Linked DNA regions of Homo sapiens: region 1 is linked to region 2. Evidence: chromatin loops called from intact Hi-C (ENCODE). Cell type or tissue: heart right ventricle. All regions are shown on one strand. Links, peaks and the distances in the headings refer to the core of each region. The heading gives the core; the rest is flanking DNA.

Region 1 (10,584 bases), core at 1-8,000, 110 kb before region 2:
ACACCTTTGCTTTCTGATGGTTAAGAGTACACAAATTTGTTTTAGCCACAAAATTGTGTAAAATATTTTATAAAATTACTTTTAGGCCATGTATATAAGGTAGATGTGAAACATAAATGAATTTCATATTTAAACTTGGGCACCATCCCCAAGATATAATGTATGTGCAAATATTCCAAAATCCCAAAATACCCGAAATCTGGTCCCAAGCAGTTTGGGTAAAGGATACTCTCAACCTGTGTAAGGTTGTGAGACATAGCAACAAAAGGCTATGTGATAAAGAAACAGGAAATGACATTGCATAATGATTCATGGCTGTGGTGATGTTTGAAGGATAAAAATCATGATTGTTCCAGTTTGAAAAACAGAGAAATACATTAAATTCTTTTTTTTTTTTTTTGAGGCAGGGTCTTACTCTGCCACCCAGGCTGGAGTGCAGTGGCACCATCATGGCTCACTGCAGCTTTGACCTGCTTGACTCAAGTGATCCTCCTACTTCAGCCTCCCAGGTAGCTGGGACTACAGGTGCATGCCACCATGCCTGGCTTATTTTTGTATTTTTTGTAGAGATGGGGTTTTGCCATGTTGCCCACCTGGTCTCAAACTCCTGGCTTAAGCGATCCTCCTACCTCTACCTCCCAAAGTGCTGGGATTACAGACATGTGCCACCATGCCCAGCCCATTAAACTCAACATTATCAAAGGCTATATTCAAGATGATCTTGAATTCCCAAATTTGTAAACGTGGAAATGTTTGTACCAGGCATGTATGACTTTGTCCTTTCAAATCATGTTTGTCAGGTTTCCTGTAGATTATCCATATGCCACAAGTTAACCACATTTTCAACTTTAATGCAAAGTTGTTCTCTTATCTAGTGAGCTACTTGTATATTAGCTAGAAACAGCTCCTTCCTGAAACAGTTTTAGCTTTACAATTTTTTTTCTCTTTCCTTTTGTTGTGAATTCATTTACCTAACAGATGGAGTCCCCTTTGAACTGGATACTTAATTTTAAATTTATTCACAAATTTTTTTCTGACTAAAAGCCATTACTTCTTTCTTTCTTTCTTTCAGTCATTTATTTATTTATTTTAAGAAATGGGATCACAGTCTGTGAGCCAGGCTGGAGTGCAGTGGTACAATCATAGCTCATTGCAACCTCGACCTCCTGGGCTCAAACCGTCTTCCCCCCTCAGCCTCCCAAGTAGCTGGGATTACAGACATGTGCCACCATGCCTGACTAATTTTATTTTTAGAGACAGGGTCTTGTGGCTGGGCACGGTGGCTCACGCCTGTAATCCCAGCACTTTGGGAGGCCAAGGTGGGCAGATCTTGAGGTCAGGAGTTCTGGAGCAGCCTGGCCAACATGGTGAAACCCTGTCTCTACTAAAAATACAAAAATTAGCCAGGCGTGGTGGCACAAACCTGTAATCCCAGCTACTCAGGAGGCTGTGGCAGGAGAATTACTTGAACCCGGGAGGCAGAGGTTGCCGTGAGCCAAAATTACACCATTGCACTCCAGCTCTGGGCAACAGAGCAAGACTCTGTCTCGAAAAAAAACAAAAACAAAAACAGACAGTGTCTTGTTATGTTGCCCAGGCTCATTACATCTTTAGATCCTTTTACTTTCTTCACCTCGGTTACCAATACTAGCCATTGATTGGCGGGCAAGAGGTGGGCATTTTTTCCTACAATACAGCAATTTTTTACAACCTGGCTAAGGCTCCTAAGAGCTGGTTATATAAACCATGACAACTAGAGAAGGATGAAACCTTATTTTGAAATACAGGATCCCATATACTAGTGTTTTACACCAATGGTACTCAAAGAGTGGTCCCAGACCATGGCATCAACATTGAGCAGGAACTTGTTATATATGCGAGTTATCTAGTCCTACTCCAGACAAACAATCAGAAACTTTGAGGTTGGACCCAGCAGTCTGTTTTAACAAGCCTGCAGGTGATTGTGATGTGTGCTAAAGCTTGAGAATCATTTAAGTAAACAATTAAAATTCTTACTACAGCAAAATGCAAATTTTATGTGTAACAAAACTTCCAGGTTACTTGCTCACAAATAATAGAATCGGTGCTGCCAGACAATTACTGTATAAAGAGAGAGTGATGAGGATATAGAAAAATAGGTACTTTCATTTACTTTATTAAAGGCAGTATACATTGGTTAAATGAATGATGGTGCATTTGTATAATAAAATATTGGGCAGCTGTGAAAAAAAAATCTGTATAACTTTTTTTTTTTTTTTTTTTTTTTTTGAGACCGAGTCTCTCTCTGTTGCCCAGGCTGGAGTGTAGTGATGCGATCTTGGCTCACTGCAACCTCTGTCTCCCAGCTTCAAGTGATACTCGTGGTGCCTCAGCCACCTGAGTAGTTGGTATTACAGGCACCTGCTACCACGCCTGGCTAATTTTGTATTTTTAGTAGAGACGAGGTTTCACCATGTTGGCCAAGCTGGTCTCGAACTCCTGACCTCAGGTGATCCACCTGCCTCAGCCTCCCAAAGTGCTTGGATTACAGGTGTGAGCCACTGTACCGGGCTATGTTAACATTTTAAAAAGCTCAAGAAATGGTGACAAGGGGAAAAGGCAAGTTGCAGAACAGTTGTGCTCCCAAAAGAAATACACATGTATATCCTTATGTCATTGGAAATTAAAAAACAAAACAAAACAAAACAAAACAAAAACTTTAGAAGCTGTTTCTAGTTTTACTAATGACAGTGGACTTGGGAGGATGAGACCAGGAAGGGAGACTTCAACTTTTTCATCCTTTAACTTTTTATATTGTTTGACATATCATGAGCATGTATTGCTTTTATATATTTTTTAAATCGGTTTTTTAAAAGCAACAAGATTTTTTAAAGTGTGTTGGGACCACATTGTAGAACATCTCTATTAGTATAAGATATTTGCAATTTATTTGCTAGAGAGGCTTTGGGTATGGTTTTTAAAATAAGTGATACCATCTGGAATGTGTTTTGATACAATTAAACTGATAACTGAGCACGCACTAAATTAATATTATTAGAATCTGGAGGTGGGGAGCAGGAATTAAAATAAGCCTGTATTAAAGATAATGAAGTATTAAACTGTTATGGGAGCAGTAGAAAGAGGAAGACAGAAAAGAGATGGATTGCAGAGGTGAAATCTATAGGACTTTATATTTTTTGCACAGTGTTTTGGATTATCCTTAATGTTCATAGTAGTTTGAATGTTCCTGTGTATTTTATGTTAAATAGTTTCCATATTTACCTCTTTTGTTTGCTTTAAAAATAGTTCAGTTGGCCAGGCGTGGTAGCTAACGCCTATAATCCCAGCACTTTGGGAGGCCGAGGCGGGCGGATCACAAAGTCAGGAGTTCGAGACCACCCTGACCAACATGGTGAAACCCCATCTATACTAAAAATACAAAAATTATCTGGGAGTGGTGGCAGATGCCTGTAATCCCTGCTACCCAAGAGGCTGAGGCAGGAGAATCACTTGAACCCCAGAAGCAGAGGTTGCAGTGAGCCAAGATTGCACCATTGCACTCCAGCCTGGGCAACAGAGTGAGACTCCATCTCAAAAAAAATAAATAAATAAAAAATAAAAATAAAAATAGTTCAGGTATTACATATTTAGAGAGAGTTATTAAAGAGAGAGATATATAAAGAATCTTAAGTCCTATTTTAATCTTTATTCTCTTTTAAATTAGAGGTTGTAGTTTATATCTTCAGCCTAACAACTTGACATGTAATGTCATTAAACCATACCTGATAGGTTTTTTTTCTCTCCTTAAAAACAGCAGTAGGGAAATCTATACAATTCAGTTTTTCCATCAGCAGGTGGCAGACTTCTCTGGCCATTGTGACACACTGCTATTCTATATCAAATTATCTTTCTTGTGTTACGCACTTTTATGTTAACTCTCAGAGTTGCTTAAACCATTAATCTATACAATTTAAACCAAGTAAGACAACTTTCTGCCATTATAGACTTAAATGCCATTTTGTCATTTTTTTCATATATGTTGTTTATCTTCCTCATTTTCAAGGTGCTGATAGATTACAAAGTAGTTTAGCAGTTCATTAAAGAGTTGCTTCATTTGTTTGCCAAGTTCCTTCTTGTAATTAGGTGGAAGTAGAGAGCCAGTGCTTGCAAGATCCTTCCTGTCCCCATTCTGTCTTCTCTACTGCCTTGTCAGAAGGCATAGCCTTCTCCTTTGCCTTATCTCCGATATCATTAGTTAGGCAGACTTTTCCCAGTGAAAAAGATCAGTTTTTCAGTCTATCTGGATTTCTCTGTCAAATGGTTAGGGTTCTAAGGGAACAAGTTGCTAGATAAAATTCAGTGAGACAGGAAAAAGTTGAGAACCCAAGCATTATATACAGCATAGCAAAATGTTGCAAAATAGAAACTTACTATAGTCGGCTTAAGAAAAAAGGAGGCTTCACTGGGACTAGAACTAGAAAGCAGTTAGAAACTGACTCCCATTTGGGTTAATTTGGCACTGTGCTATTGTTTGGTAACTAGGGAAAAACTAAAATTTAGAGGTGCCTACGTTGACCAAGTATACTCTACGCATTTATTTAGTCCTTAAAACACAGTCTAGCTGTAGTTACTTTCCTAATTTTCTGTTAACTCACTTAGGAAATAGCTAGTTAAGTAGCACAGTCAGCATTCGTTTGATTCTTGTACTCTGAAGCTTTTGGATAAAGTTTCCCTGTTTGGGTAATTTAAGCAGGTGTACATTTGTTGCCAATTTTTATGTAATTTTTTTTTTTTTTTTTTTTTTTGAGATGGAGTCTCCCTCTGTCGCCCAGGCTGGAGTGCAGTGGTGCGATCTTGGCTCACTGCAAGCTCCATCTCCCGGGTTCACGCCATTCTCTCGCCTCAGCCTCCCAAATAGCTGGGACTACAGTCACCTGCCACCACGCCTGGCTAATTTTTTTGTATTTTTAGTAGAGACGGGGTTTCACCGTGTTAGCCAGGATGGTCTCGATCTCCTGACCTTGTGATCTGCCTGTCTCGGTCTCCCAAAGTGCTGGGATTACAGCCGTGAGCCACTGTGCCCGGCCTGTTGTCAATTTTTAAAATTTTGATGTCTTTCTAAGCTAGATAAATAGAATAAAAATTCTATTTTGTGTACAATATGTACATAAAAGAGATTTTGTCACATGTTCCTAATTTTGGTAAGATAGGAAACTCTAGTGTTCCATAATTTTTATTCTGTAATTCTTTGTGTGTGGCTTATTTAGTAATGATATACAGTATCTTTTTCCTTTAACAAGTTATAGAATCTATGGCTTGAACAGAAGACAATCTTGTAAGGGAATGGGGTGGTCTTTGAAAGTTTAGTAGTTGGTAAGTCCTTGGTTCAAATCTCAGCTCTGCCACATTTTAATGGTTTATCCTTGGACAAGATACTAAACTTTTCTAAGCTTCAATTTCCAGTTATCTAGAATGGGGATGATTCACCTAAATACTCTTATGCCTTGTTTACTTCAGGGTATTATATTAAGAATGTATTTTGACTTTGTCAGGCAATGTTGCTATAAGGCCTAATAATAATAATTAATAAAGAATATGTTCTTAGTGTTTGTATTTTATTTCACTTGATGTTTTAAAGTAATTATATTTTGGAGAATTCTAACAGTATACTATTCTAAGTGCCTTCCTGGATTAAGATTGAAAAAGAGATGATATACATAAAGTTGTAAACAGTGCTTACCACGTAGTAGTTATTCAATACATATTGTCCTATCTTCTCCCTTCTGTTAATAAAGCTAATTTTGTTCAACTTACTTTTAGACATGATACTCTCTTAAAGTAGATTTAATTATGTAATGCATTAAAAAATTATCTCTAAACAATATTCCATTTGAGCCCTCAGATTTGGAGATAGCAGAATGTTTGGTGATGTCATACATCTTTCTTAAAGTTTAAAAAGATGGGATATGGGGAGATATCCAGCATTATGCCAAATTTTGAGCAACAATTTGTAACCTGAGCACTTAGCACTGTAGAAAACAGGGCCTGATCCCCTGAATGCCTGCCATAATCATTGGAGATGATTAAAGTGACCCGGGGGTCTTGGAGGCATTGCATATATAATTATTTAATTTTGAGCTACTGAAATTTAATTTGGCTAAAACTATGCAAGAAACATAAGTTACTATAGATAATAAAGCTTTCATATATGTTTTACCCACTTTTGAATCCCCTCTAGTACACTTATAGCAAGCATAGATCGATCATGTGATTCACTATAGATTTCAGAAAACTAACTTATGAGGTCCACATTCATGGGTTTCCAGTCATGTGACCTAACTTTAAAGAAGTCTTAATAATTGGACTCATGAGTACCTGAATTATGATCCAGCTTTTTATAAGGAATTTGTTTATTTTAAACTATTTACCAGGCCGGGCAAGGTGGCTCATACCTGTAATCCCAGCACGTTGGGAGGTGGAGGCAGGAGGATCACCTGAGCCTAAGAGTTAGAGACCAGCCTGGGCAAAATAAGGGGACCTCATCTCTACTAAAAATCAAATACATCAAAAAAAAACCACACACACACACACACACACAAATCAAATGTATCAATACTATAAATGAAGACGCCATTTATGGTATTATCTTACATCCTGTTTTCTTGGACCTGACCTACCTATTGCAACATAAATGTCATTTCCTCTAAAAGTTTATTTAAATACAGAATTTAATCCTATTTAAGTAAGAAATCAAAAGACACACACACACACACACACATACACATATAAAAGCCAGGTGTGGTGGCACATGCCTATAGTTCCAGCTACTTGAGAGGCTGAGGCAGGAGGATCACTTGACCCCAGAAGGTTGAGGCTGGTAAGCTAAGATCATACCACTGCACTCCAGTCTGGGTGATAGAGTGAGACCCTGTCTCAAATAAATAAATAATTTATCTATTTTATTTTGTATTGATTCTTTTTATATCATACAATACACGTTGATATAAAAGTGAATCTAGATGAGCAAAAGAAATCTATAATTTTCACCACCTTAAAAGACCCCCGTTTTAGTAAGTGTACTTCCTTTATTTTTCTATGTATATAATTAAGTATAATTTTTTTACCCAAATGAAGTCATTCTGTAATGTTTTAAATCAAGATTGTTTACTTAATTTGTTTATAAATTTATACTTATATTTTCATAACTATATTGTATTTATGCTATTATATCACATGGATATCATAACTATTTAAAAATGTATTTAATTGATGCATAGTATTCAACTCAAGTTATCACCCGCCAGTCCTTCATATGATTTCAGATAATTTTGCTACTAGTTACTATTAATTCATGAATTTAAATCTCAAAATAATTTTGTTTATTGTTCTCTTGCCTTAGTATTTACTTAATGTGTTTATGTGGCACAGTAAGAAGGAAGGGTAGTAAGTTAAATCTTAACTTTTTACTCCTCATTTAGATGTACTCGATATAGTGCACCAATAATAAAAGCTTAAATTGCATTACCTTTTTGCCATTTTTAATTTAACTTATAACAAAATAGTGATCTTAAACAATATTGTTTGTTTCTTTTTAAGGGCAGGAATACCAATTGTGAGATGTAGAAGGAGTCCAAAATTAAAACAGAAAGCTTTTCATCTTGTTTCATTTCAATCATAGAGATTCAGCTATAATAAAATAAAAAGATTCGGGAGGCTGAGGTGAGAGGATCGCTTGAGCATAGGAGTTCAAGACCAACCTACTACACCCCATAGCAAGACCCGACTCTTAAAAAAAAAAAAAAAAGAAGCCAGGTGTGGCAGGGTGCACCTGTGGTCCCCACTACTCCAGAGGCTAAGGCAGTAGAATTGTTTGAACCCGGGAAGCAGAGGCTGCAGTGAGCCAAGATTGCACCACTGCACTCCAGCTTGGGCGACAGAATGAGACTCCATCTCCAAAAAAAAAAAAAAAGTCAGTGCTAAGCATCTTGAAATATTCAAACATATGGCATTTGAAAGGAGAGCCAGGAAAGACTCCCTTCATTTATGTTATTGTCTTACATCCTATTTTCTTGAACCTGACCTACCTATTGTAACATCAGTGTCATTTCTGCTAAAAGTTTAAAACAGAATTTAATGCTTTTTAAGTAAGAAAGTAAAAAAGATATAGTTCATGTTCAACAATTTTACTTGAGTTTTTGAAAATTAAATTACTTGATCTAGATTTTTGCAATTTTTTTTTTTTTGAGACAACCTCCCCCTGTCACACAGGCTGAAGTGCAGTGGCATGATTGTACTGCAGCCTCTACCTTCTGGGCTGAAGTGATCCTTCCACCTCAGCCTCCTGAGAAGTTGGGGCTACAGGCACATGCCACCACACTTGGCTAATTTTTTAACATTTTTTGTGGATACAGGGCCTCTGTATGTTGCCCAGGCTGGTCTCAAACTCCTGGGCTCAAGCAATCCTTCTACCTCGACTTCCCAAGGTGCTGGGATTACAGATGTGAGCCTCAGCCCCAGGCCTAGATTTTTGCAAAGTTTAAGAAATACATTGAGATGGGAACCATAGGTTCTCATCAGTTTGCATATACATATGTCTGTAAATTCATAAGGCTGCAATCAGTCTCACTCACAGTCATCTACTAGGATAAGTTTTTGCAGTGATCTTAAATGATAAAAAACATGAGGCTGGGCGTACTGGCCTAGCGCCTATGGTCCCTGGGAGGTTGAGGTGAAAGGATCACTTGAGCCCAGGAGTTCCAAGCTTTAGTGTGCTGTGCCAATCAAGTGTCTGCACTAAGTTCGGCATCAATATAGGAACCTCCTGGGAGCAGGGGACCACCAGGTTGCCTGAGGAGGGGTGAACTAGCCCTGGTTGAAAACAGAGCAGGTCCATACTCCTAAGCTGATCAGTGGTGGGGTCATGCCTGTGAATAGCCACCGTACTACAGCCTGGGCAACATAATGAGACCCTGTCTCTATGTTTTTTTAAAAAAAATTTTAATTAAAAAAAAAAATGAGGGCCGGGTGCGGTGGCTCACGCCTGTAATCCCAGCACTTTGGGAGGCCAAGGTGGGCGGATCATGAGGTCAGGAGATCGAGACCAGCCTGACAACATGGCGAAACCCCATCTCTACTAAAAATACAAAAATTAGCCAGGTGTGGTGGCGCACGCCTGTAGTCCCAGCTACTCGGGAGGCTGAGGCAGAAGAATCGCTTGAACTCAGGAGGCGGAGATTGCAGTGAGCCGAGATCGTGCCACTGCACTCCAGCCTGGGTGACAGAGTGAGACTCCGTCTCAAAAAAAAAAAAAAATTTTTCATTTGCCATTCATTTTCAAAAAATATGATAAATGATTATTTCATCTCTGTTTTCTGCTCCTTATACATTTTAAACCGTATTCATATAAACATTTATAGTACCTTGTTTCAGTTCTATTTTGAATAGTCATAATATTGAAGTCAGTTCACTGTTGTCTTCAGGGAAGTTTGAAGAGAAGTCACATACCTAGACTGATGTTTTGCATGTTTAAAAAAATCATCTTTCTATTTACATCATGCAGCAATTAGCAAGAACAAGTTTTGCAAGAGTCAGTATAGAGACTATTGCATCTCATCTTCTACTAAATTGTCTTCCGTATATGGCAGCTTCATTGTTTTGTTTGGAATAACTTCCTAGGGTGTCATCCAATTTAAGTTTAAAAATACATTCCTTGTTGGAAAGGTAATTGGATTATAGTAGCCCAACTGTAAATTAGTAGGCAAGTGTAGATTGTATTGTTGAGAAGTAAAAATACTTGCTACAAGTTTTATGTGGGATTATGATGTGATTTCTTTTACATGCAACTTTTAATTAATGCAGTACCTTTGTTTACTTCCCTGTCTCAATGTTAAAGACAAATAATAAGTTATTAAAGCTTAAATTCATATATTTGGTTTTCTGTGGGCTTTTTGTTTTTTCATTATTTGGAATTTCTAAGAAATCTTTTGATGGCAAAATATGAAGTGATAATTTTTAGTTTTTCAAGTTGATTGAATAATTGACTATCTAAAAAGCTCTTAACTAGTTACTCAGAAATAAAAATGGATATCCCTTTTTCCATTGATAAAGACATCCAGTTTCAGCGTTAAAAGGGGAGGAAAAAAAATCTTCCATTTGTGAATTCTGTACAAGTGCTGTGCTCTTTGACATATGAATTTCAGATCCAGAGTTTGCCGCTAGGAGTGATAGGAGTGATTTCTGTTTCTATGTCAATGAGTAAATAAAACTCCAAGGCAACAGGCCCCATTTATTGTGTACAGAGGTGAAAGTCCATTGTGCAGTTAAAGAACCTGTCTTTACAACTTCGTACTTCCATATCCTTTCTATCCCTTCTCAAAAAAAATTTTTTTAAGTGCCCTAGAGCTATTAGAAACAACATTCAGTGTCTTTGATTCAGTGCTTTGCTTGTGTCCTTATTCCTTTCTTGTGGCATATTTTTTAAACATTCTTACTCATTCATAGACTTCTCAAGCCCTCTCATGTTATGTGTTGCCCAGAGACAGCCTGATATAGTTTGGTTCAAAATGTGTCCCATACAAAATTAGCTGGGCTTGGTGGTGCATGCCT
Region 2 (10,740 bases), core at 1,380-9,379:
TTCACATATGTGAGCCAATAAATTCCTTTTTTTTTTCCTTAAAACAGCGTGATTTGGATTTTGGTCCATTGCTATTTTCAAAAGAGCCTTGATGCATAGTTGCTTAAGTGGAAATATTGATCCCTGGGTCTTCTTGGTGAGAAAATAAATCACTGTTGTTGTATATCTAACAAGGCAAATATTTGAATCAGTCAAAACTCTTTCAATTGCAAGTGAGAGAAACCTGACTCAATTGGTTTCAGCACAAAATTATATCTTAACATTTTTAGACTACTTGCTTGCTGACTCTAAGGTCACTGATTATGGCTGGACAATTTCTTTCTTTTCTTTTACCCTAAAGGAATTAAATAAAAGGGTTCATGCTTATAATCCCAGCACTTGGGGTGGCTGAGGCAGGAGGATTGCTTGAGCCCAGGAATTCAAAGCTGGAACGAGCTGTGATCGTGCCTCTGCACTCCAGCCTTGGCATAGCTAAAATTATTGTCTAACTGAACACCTTTTTAAGAAATATAAAAATATAAAAAATATAGAAAATATAAAAATATAAAAAGAGGGCCAGGTGCTGTGGCTCACACCTGTAATCCCAGCACTTTGGGAGGCCGAGGTAGGCAGATCAATTGAGGTCAGGAGTTGGAGACCAGCCTAGCCAACATGGCAAAACCTCATCTCTATTAAAAATACAAAAATTAGCCAGGAGTGGTGGTGTGTGCCTGTAGTACCAGCTACTCAGGAGGCTGAGGCATGAGAATCACTTGAAGCCAGGAGGCAGAGGTTGCAGTGAGCTGAGATTGTGCTACTGCACTCCAACCTGGGCAACAGAGTGAGACTCTGTCTCAAAAAAAAAAAAAAAAAAAAAGGCCAGGCATGGTGGCTTACATCTGTGATGCCAGCACTGTGGGAGGCCGAGGTGGGCAGATAACCTGACATCAGGAGTTCAAGATCAGCCTGGTCAACATGGTGAAACCCTGTCTCTACTAAAAACACAAAAATTAGCCAGTTGTGGTGGTACATGTCTATAATCCCAGCTGAGGCAGGAGAATCGCTTGAAACTGGGAGGCGGAGATTGCAGTGAGTCAAGATCATGTCACTGCACTCCAGCCTGGGCAACAGAGTGAGACTCCATCTCAAGAAAAAAACAAACAATAACAACAAAAAACCAAACAACAACAACAAAACCACATCATTTTCCTGCATTGGTATTCCTTCTGGCTGATGACATTCCAGGAGTTGTTTTTTTTTTTTTTCTTAATTAAAGCTTCATTTGCCTGAAGAAGCCAGATAAGTTTCTCACTGGTTCAAAAATAATTATGTGTATGGAAGGATAAAAAGACACTTATGTGACCAGGCATGGTGGCTCATGTAATTCCATTGCTTTGGGAGACCAAGGTAGGAGGATCACCTGAGGTCAAGAGTTTGAGACCAGTCTGGGCAACATAGTGAGATCCCCTGTCTACAACAACAACAACGAAGACACTTATGCAATGGTGTTGCTGTTCAGTGATACTGTCTCCACTAAATTTGTGGTCTGTATATGAGTGCATGTGGAACGGATTTCTGTATACCTCAAACAACATAGAAACATGGCACAGAAGATGCGAAAACAGAGAATGCTGTTGGTGTATATAGAATCACAAAAGAATTTCAGAAAGAGTGGCACTTCATAGAAAATTAATGTGAACGTATTATCCAAGAAGAATCATGTTCTAAAAGGGAAAAAAAGCAGCTATTTATCCTGATGCAAGTCTTCCAATAATCATAAAATTGGCCAGCTCTTATGGACAATCTCCATGCAATTGGCCATGATCTATCCCTGTAATACACTGTAATTCCAGTTACTCAGGAGGCAGGAGGATTGCTGAGGATCGGCCTGGGCAACATAGTGAGACTTCATTTCTAACAACAACAACAACAACAAAAATTAAGTTAAAAGGGAAGGAAAAGTGAACAGAGCTTAAGGGACCAATGGGACATTATCAAGTGAACCAATTTATGCATTGTGGGAGTCCAGGAAACAGGAAAGAAATAGAAAGGGGCACAGAGACTATTTAAATAAATAATGGCCAAAACTTCTCAAATTTGATGAAATCCGTGAATATAAAAATCCAAGAAGTTCAACAAATTCCAATTAAGATGAACTCAAAGAGATTCACAACAAGACACATTATAGTCAAACTTTTGAAAGACAAAGACAAAGAGAGTATCTTTAAAGCAGCAAGAGAAGCAACTCATCTGACAAGGGATCCATAATTAGATTATGTGCAGATTTCTCATCAGAGACTTTAGAGGCCAGAAGGCACATGGCTAATATATTCAAATTGCTAAAAGGAAAAACCATCAATCATATGTCCTATATCGAGCAAGACTGTCCTTCAAAAATTAGGGACAAATTGAGACATTTCAAGATAAACAAAAGCCAAAGAAGTTTATTACCATTAGACAAGCCCTGAAAGAAATGTTCAAGGGAGTTCCACAGGCTGAAATAAAAGAACACTAGGCTAGGCACCGTGGCTCATGCTTGTATTCCCAGCACTTTGGAAGGCCGAGGCAGGTGGATCACTTGAGGTCAGGAGTTTGAGAACAGCCTGGCCAACATGGTGAAACCCCGTCTCTACTAAAAACACAAAAATTAGCTGGGCGTGGTGGCATATGCCTGTAATTCCAGCTATTTGGGAGGCTGAGGCACAAGAATCGCTTGAACCCTGGGGGCGGAGGTTGCAGTGAGCCAAGATTGAGCCACTGCATTCCAACCTGGGTGACAGAGTGAGATTTTCTTGGAAAAATGAGACAAAAATAAATTTAAAAAAAGAAGAAATAAAAGAACACTAGACAGTAAGCAGAAGCTATATGAAGAAATAAGGATCTCAATAAAGATAAATAGTCGGGTAATTATAAAACCTAGTATTGTAACAATGGTTTGTAACTGTAGTTATTGCCTTTTTTTTCTTTCTTTCTTTTGTTTTTTAGATGGAGTTTCACTCTTGTTGCTCAGGCTGGAGTGCAATGACGCAATCTTGGCTCACTGCAACCTCCGCCTCCCGAGTTCAAGCGATTCTCCTACCTCAGCCTCCCGAGTGGCTGGGAATTACAGGCATGTGCCACTACGCCCGGCTAATTTTTTGCATTTTTAGTGGAGATGGGGTTTCTCCATGTTGGTCAGGCTGGTCTCGAACTCCTGACCTCAGGTGATCTGCCCGCCTCAGCCTCCCAAAGTGCTGGGATTACAGGCATGAGCCACTTTAGCAAGTCTCTAAAAATAAATAAAAAATAAAATTTACCACCAAAGAAAAGCTCTGGACCTAATTGCTTCACTGGTGAATTCTACCAAACATTTAAAGAACTAACACCAGTTTGGCCGAGTGCAGTGGCTCATGCCTGTAATCCCAGCACTTTGGGAGGCTGAGGCAGGCGGATCACAAGGTCAGGAGATCGAGACCATGGTGAATCCCGTCTCTACTAAAAATACAAAAAATTGGCTGGGTGCAGTGGCGGGCGCCTGTGGTCTCAGCTACTTGGGAGGCTGAGGCAAGAGAATGGCGTGAACCCCGGGGGGCAGAGCTTGCAGTGAGCCGAGATCACGCCACTGCACTCCAGCCTGGGCAACAGAGCAAGACTCTGTCTTAAAAAAAAAAAAAAAAAAAAGAACTAACACCAATTCTTTTCAATCATTTCCAAAAAAATTAAAGAGAAAGGAAAACTTCCTATCTCATATTGAGGCTAGCATTACCCTGATACAAAGCCAGACAAAGACATTATAAGAAAACTACACCCCCAAATCACTTATCAACATTAATGCAAAAATTCTCAACAAAATGGTAGGAAAACAGGTTGAATACCTTATTAACAGGGTAATGCACTATGACCAAATGGAATTGATTCCTGGAATACAAGGATGGTTCAACACACACAAATCAATAAATGTAATATGCCACATTAACCTACTTGCACCTACTTGCTGCAAAACAAGTAAGAGGCCCAGGGTAAGGTGTCCGTTTAGATTCCATATGAATTTTAGGATTGGTTTTCCTATTTCTGTAAAAAAAAAAGTCAGTGGGATTTTGCCAGGGATTGCACTGAATGTGTAGATCACTATAAGGGTGGTAATAACACAAGTTTAAGATTAAAGACATTCTTATTAAGGGTTTAGCTGATTGGTACATAACAAGTGCTGTGTATGGTAGCTTTTATTTTCATCTCCAGAACCTATACCTTGCTAAATACAATATACATTGACTATGTTTTAAGCATGGATCATATGATCTGAAAATTGGAGAATTTATATGCAGAGTATTGCTTTCTTCCAAAAATGGCTGAATCCTATTGCTATGTAATGAGCAGCTCCCGTGGGTCTGGTCACTAGGGATCTACAAACCTGACTTGCACAAGACCCCTTGCCTCGGTCGGGAACCTCAAAGGGGCAGGGAGATGAGTGTGGCCTGGCGGGAACCCTGAAGCTCCTGGAAGCTTCCCCAGGCTCCCAACCAGGGCCCCGCCCCGCCTCGGCTCCAGCCGCCGCCAGCGGGCGCTCCCCGCCCACCGGCGGCTGGGCTCTGGGGCTCTGCGCACTGACTTGGGGCCGGCCGCGGGCAGGCGGGCATCTGGCGGCCGAGGCCGGGACTTCGGGGCCCCTCCCGGGCGAGTCGCGGGGCGGCGGCGGGAAGGGGCGCCGCACGGAGGAAGTGCCCTCTTGGCCGCAGCCAGAGCCGCGCCGCAGGTGCCGCGATGTCGTCCTGGCCGGGGCGCGAGGATGCGAGGGCTGGGGGCGCGTGGTGGCCGCGGGAGCCGCTGGATCAGGAACTGCAGCGGGCCCGGGAGCAGAAGCGGCGGCGGCACGACGCCCAGCAGCTGCAGCAGCTCAAGCGCCTGGAGTCCTTGTGAGTCTCGAGCAGCCGTCTGGGCCGCAGTCCGCGCGCCGCCCGTTTTCTGGGAACAGGGGCGCCCGGCGCCGTGTTGGGCGCTGGGCTGGGTCCTCCAAGCCCCCAGGACCCAGGCAGGGGTGCGGGCCTGTGAGGAACCTAGTGCCTGCGACGGGACTTCTAGTCCTCACTGGGTGGGGAGCGAGGCCCGCCCGGCCACGGAGGGGCCCTGGAGGCCGCGGCGCGGGTGGGCGGGGGCCTCGGCCCGGGGAGGCGGCAGCGGCTTGCGCTCCTCGCCCCCGCTTTGGTGTGGGCGTCGCCTCTTTTGGGGAAGCCAAGAGTTATTGGCGCTTGCTCGGCATTTGTGGACCGAACAGGCAAGTTCAACCGAGCACGCTGCCCCCGCGCTCCACCTCTGAGTTCCCTGGGCCACTGCGACATGGAGAAACCCCGTTCTTTTCATCCTCTGCTACGGAGAAGGGACGAGGACACGGGTCCTGCAGTGTTGGTGTGGCGAGGCCCGGAAGAAGAGAGAATGGGCGGCGGGGACTGGCCACGGCGCTGCTAGGTAGAACAGAGGCGGACTTGTTTTCTCCGGGTTGGAGGGAATTTTGTTGTTGTTTTTTTTATTTTTTACCAGGGTTCAGGGTGGGCATTCAGGGAGCCAGCTGCCGTTTGGCACCACGCGGAATTCGGGCCCTGACTTGGGAGGCCTTGCGCTCCCGTGGCTCCAGTTCAAGGAGGGTCCAGATGACCCGGGAGAGTGTGGTGTAAAGAAGATTCAAAGGTGGGGGAGGGAGATATGGCTTCCCCCTACGCTTCTAGGTTCTTTAGCTGGGCCACAGATTAAATTGTCATAAGACAGATTAACAAGAGAAAAACTATTTTTACATACCCATGCACTGGAGGGCCACAAAAGTGGGAGACTGAAAGAAGGGCCAGGGAATAGGAGCATGGGCCTTTTGGGGCGTGGTGGAGACAAATTATGGAAGGGTCAAAATGTATGATGAATAAAGGTTGCTTTGTTAGGCTCCCAGGTGATAAAAGCTGTCTCCAGGCAGCTCTCTTTCTGATACAGATACGTTTACTCATGGAAATTTCCTTTAAAGATGTAAATTTCTCTTTACAAAAGGGGAGCAGTTGCCGGCGAGGTGAAGTTTTCCTGTGTTGGCTGGTTCTGTTTCTTTTAGCTCAGAGTCATCAGTATGTCAGGGTGGCATATTTTGATGCCAATTAATTTGAGCTTTTTCATGTATTTTGGTAATGAAATGTCACATGCCTGTAACACATATAAACATAGGCATACAGACAAACAGAAGCAGATCTTTTATAAGATTCTTCATTAGCCAGTTTTCTAATAGTCTATGCCCACTTCAGATGATCGTCTGAAGTGATCATCCAGTTAGATCGTCTACTTAGTGATCCTCCACTTAGTGATCGTCCACTTTAGAGGATCAGTCTCTTGATTATCTTTTCCACTACCCTAAGTAATTAGTAGCTAGGCAACCCTAAGCTTGCACTTTCAAAAGACTATTAGATGAAACAAAGTAAAAAATTTACATCTAAAAGACACAGAACTTGTACCTAAACAGAATTATTTGCTGAGACAAAGAAAGGCATAGGTTACAAACTGGTTAAAATTACCAGGAAAAGTATTTTAAACAGAGGTACCGTACCGTTTGTTATGTAAACTTTAAACCAATGTCTTCCCCATCCTGAAATTTTCTAGTGGTTTAGGTCCACCGAGGGAGATGCCCTTACAAAAGGAGGTTTTTTTTCTTTTTTTTTTTTTCTTTCTTTCTTTTTTTTATTTTTTTCTTTTCTGAGACGGAGTTTCCCTCGGTCACCCAGGCTGGAGTGTATTGACACGATCTCGACTCACTGCAACCTCCACCTCCCAGGTGCAAATGATTCTCCTGCCTCAGCCTCCCAAGTAGCTGGGGTTACAGGTGTGTGCCACCACACCCAGCTAATTTTTTTTTTTTTTGTATTTTTAGTAGAGATGGGGTTTCACCGTGTTGGCCAGGCTGACCTCGAACTCGTGACCTCAGGTGATCCACCCGCCTTGGCCTCCCAAAGTGCTGGGATTACAGGCTTGAGCCACAGTGCCCGGCGGTAGATTTCTTTTATAAAGAGTTTCAGGCTGGGCGCCTTTGGCTCACGCCCTTAATCCCAGCACTTTGGGAGGCTGAGGTGGGCAGATCACTTGAGATCGGGAGCTGGAGACCAGCCTGGCCAACATGACAAAACCCTGTCTCTACTAAAAATATAAAAATTAGACAGGCTTGGTGGCGCACGCCTGTAATCCCAGCTACTGAATAGGCTGAGGCACGAGAATCGCTTGAACCTGGAGGCGGAGGTTGTGTTGAGTCGAGATCCTGCCACTGCACTCCAGCCTGGGCGACAGAGCAAGACTATTTTTTTTTTTTTTAAACAGAGTTTCAAAGTAGCCAGCTAAATGTCAGGAAGTTGCATTTTGTCAACTGATTTAGTTTGATAGATTGTTTCTTCTTCTTCTTCTTGTTCTTCTTTTTTTTTGAGGCAGAGTCTCCCTCTTTTGCCCAGGCTGGAGTGCAGTGGCGCTATCTCAGCTCACTGCAACTTCTGCTTCCCGGGTTCAAGAGGTTCTCTGCCGGGCGCGGTGGCTCACGCCTGTAAACCCAGCACTTTGGGAGGCCGAGGCCGGCGGATCACGAGGTCAGGAGATTGAGACCATCCTGGCTAACGTGGTGAAATCTCGTCTCTACTAAAAATACAAAAAATTAGCCGGGCGTGGTGGCGGACACCTGTAGTCCCAGCTGCTCGGGAGGCTGAGGCAGGAGAATGGCATGAACCCGGGAGGCGGAGCTTGCAGTGAGCCGAGATGGTGCCACTGCACTCCAGCCTGGGTGACAAAGCGAGACTCCGTCTCAAAAAAAAAAAAAAAAAAAAAAAAAAAAAAAAAAAAGAGATTCTCGTGCCTCAGCCTCTTGAGTAGCTGGAGTAGCTGAGATTACAGGCACCTGCTACCACACCCAGCTAATTTTTGTATTTTTAGTAGAGAGAGGGTTTCGCCATGTTGTTCAGGCTGGTCTCGAACTCCCATACTCAAGTGATCTGCCTGTCTCGGCCTTCCAAAGTGCTGGGATTACAGGCGTGAGCCAGATCGATTGTTTCTTAATGAGATTTCTGACTTCAGGATGGAGCCTCTTAATGAATAGGACAGTGAAAGAAGTTGCAGTTTTCAGGGCCTAATATTTAAATATGTGAAAAGCAGGCACAGCTGAAAGGCAGAACATTCAGATCTTTAAAATTTAAGGATTCTACTTTTACATTGAATCCCAGGTCCCCAAGAAGAGGGAAATACGACTGAACCAGTGTGAATTCTTTCCACAGTTTTCCTCAATACAAGGACATTTCACAGAGGCTGGTGGGCGACCTGACTCCATCAGTCCACTCTGCAGTCAGCCTCTCTCCCACAGGAGTCTTCAAGTGTTCAAAGCACACCTTTTAAATCTAAACAGGCAAAGAAACAAGTTGCCTCCTTCAGTAGTGACCATTCACTGCAACAGCTGTCAGCCACTTCCAAAACTGCAGCTTTTGCCAGTGACTTGCCAGCCATCACACATGAAAATGTCAAGTTCTCCACCACAATACAAAGTAATACCTCATACTCCAAAAGCCAGAGATCCAGAAACTCCGTGCAAAATAGAGCAGAGCCACAGACCTGAGAGAAGCCTACTCATGACTCTTAGATTCCATGAGAAAGACTGAAGACCCCAAAAAAGGGTGGGCATGGCCCCTTTTTCCGTGTACTCAAGGGGTCTCAGGAGTGCCAGAAGTCTCCTATGTGTTCAAGATGGCAAAAGGGAGAAGGAGCAGAAGTGGAAGGAAATGGAAGAGTTAAGTATTAGAGGGGCCAGTTTGGGAGATTTTAAGCTTTCTAAAAGGCCAATGAAGTTTTACATTTTTCTCAACCAAAATAATGCCAACAAGGTAGGAAGCAAACAGTGGCCTCCAACATTTTTTTAAAAGGGGTTTCAGTCGACTGAAAAATATTATCAGGAATAAGATCGAAAAGAGAAAAAGCAGAAGGGCCTTTTTTAGTTCTCAAAAAAAAAAAAAAAAAAAATTATAGCCTGAATGTCAGCCTTTAATTAAGCAGCTGACTCTGACCACAGAGCTTTTTTTTTTTTTTTTTTTTTTTTTTTGAGATGGAGTCTCACTCTGTCACCCAGGCTGGAGTGCAGTGGCATGATTTTGGCTCACTGCAACCTCCACCTCCCAGGTTCAAGTGATTCTCCTGCCTCAGCCTCCAGAGTAGCTGGGATTACAGGCGTGCGCCACCACAGCTGACTAATTTTTGTATCTTTGGTAGAGATGGGGTTTCACCATGTTGGTCAGGCTAGTCTCGAACTTCTGACCTCATGATCCACCCAACTCAGCCTCCGAAAGTGCTGGGATTACAGGCGTGAGCCACTGCGCCCGGCCGACCACACAGCTCTTTAAAAAAATTTTTTTATATCTCTCATGAGCAGATTTCAGCCAGGGCAAACAGAAAGGAGATTTCCCATTTAATTTGTCTGGTTCTAAACCCAGCTTTTCCCAATTGTGCAGAAAATTGAATTACTTTAGGCCTTTCAAAGGACCCCTATATTGGCCATCATAATTTGGGGTCCTCTCGAGTCATGTGGGCCAATGTGTGCAAATACTTATAAGATGAAACTCAGCAGGTATTGCACATAAAACCAGCTGGTGTCTCCGAGGGAGGGTGCCTCCTTGGGGAGTCCTCAGACCCGGATGATTTGTTACCCATAATTTAGAGACCTGAATCATTCATGACTCTGAGCAGTGTTTTGGGCCTAAATGTGCCGCTTGTGAGTGTATCACTTCGGTGTGTCACCAGTAAGTCAGGTCTCCTCTCTTATGTGTCTCAGAAACGCTGAATCCCCTGAAGGTCACAGAGGACTCACAAATGCAAGATGACCAGCCTTTATGCACACTCACTGGCAGGGTGAGAGGGTACAGATGTTCTCACAGAGGAAACCCTGTAAGGCCACTGAATGTTATGGACAAAGTCCTGGCACCTCGCCAAGTCTCTGATTATTTAGAGTTCCCTAATGGGCCAGAGGGAGTGAGTGCCTTTAATCTTCGGAGGGAAGTATTCATTCTCATAAATTAGGAAAAGGGACTCCAAGAGAGGTTGGTCCAGGGTGAAACAAGCACAGTTTCCATAATGAAAGGTCACAATGCAACAAGACCTTGGCCCCAAACCAAAGTAAATTGGCGACTTAAGACCCATGTGTTGGCAGATAAAAATCCTGATCCCCTGACCTTAGGAAAGTCAGAGATAGGAGTTCATGTTGGTACCAAGTGCCGCTTTCAGAGAGAAACACTGGGCAGTGGTGGAGGGAGGGACCTATTCTGCCAACTATGCCAGATATGTTGACCCAAAGGAAAAAACTGAAGCTAAATTAATATAAGTATAGAGTTTATTTTGGGCCAAGTTTGAGGACTGCAACCCAGGAGTGTATATTCCGGGCAACTTAAATAGATACTCCCAGCTTGCAGTCCTCAAATTTGGCTCAAATGAACTCTACTGACATTAATTTTGCCTTCGTTTTTCTTTTTGGGGGGTTGACATAGTGTGATGTTCACTCAGTCAACAGTTTGTTTCTGTCACAGGCACTTTTTGTTACCTATGCTATGTGGGTCATGTAAGGAAAGGTCCTCAAGGAGTTAAAATCCTTCATAATCAGACTTCTGGGAGATTGCATACAAAATGCAGTTTTTTGGTGGAGTCTGGCCTACTTTTTGGTGGCCCAAGAGCTGAATGACTTTTCACCTTAACAGGGCAGTGGTTGCAGGTTGGAGACCCTGCATTGTGGGCATCCACATTACTGGGCAT

What was found. A loop is a pair of places that touch in the nucleus more often than their neighbours do. Peaks named below come from ENCODE experiments on the same cell type or tissue, not always from the same donor. Only the 100,000 strongest peaks of a DNase experiment are listed, where the experiment ranks them.
Region 1: a loop joins it to region 2, with 2.2 times the contacts of the local background. A loop is called at or near these places in 40 of 110 quality-filtered maps.

The regions. Positions count from the first base shown.
Region 1 is chr7:33,044,170-33,054,753 of GRCh38, reverse strand. All of the region lies in intron 1 of NT5C3A (5'-nucleotidase, cytosolic IIIA), which reads left to right. It also overlaps the pseudogene RN7SL505P. Among named protein-coding and RNA genes, the nearest start is that of NT5C3A, 13 kb to the left of the region's middle. RefSeq lists a silencer at 10,395-10,554. In heart right ventricle, for the core only: a CTCF peak has its summit at 3,830 (motif pointing right); no DNase peak of the experiment used is centred there; H3K27ac peaks cover 1,382 bases.
Region 2 is chr7:32,937,001-32,947,740 of GRCh38, reverse strand. It overlaps the pseudogene RP9P. Among named protein-coding and RNA genes, the nearest start is that of FKBP9, 15 kb to the left of the region's middle. RefSeq lists silencers at 4,420-4,829, 5,020-5,179 and an enhancer at 5,829-6,717. In heart right ventricle, for the core only: CTCF peaks have their summits at 4,287 and 4,496 (motif pointing right); DNase peaks (open chromatin) are centred at 4,510, 4,890 and 5,140; H3K4me3 peaks cover 2,630 bases; H3K27ac peaks cover 3,589 bases.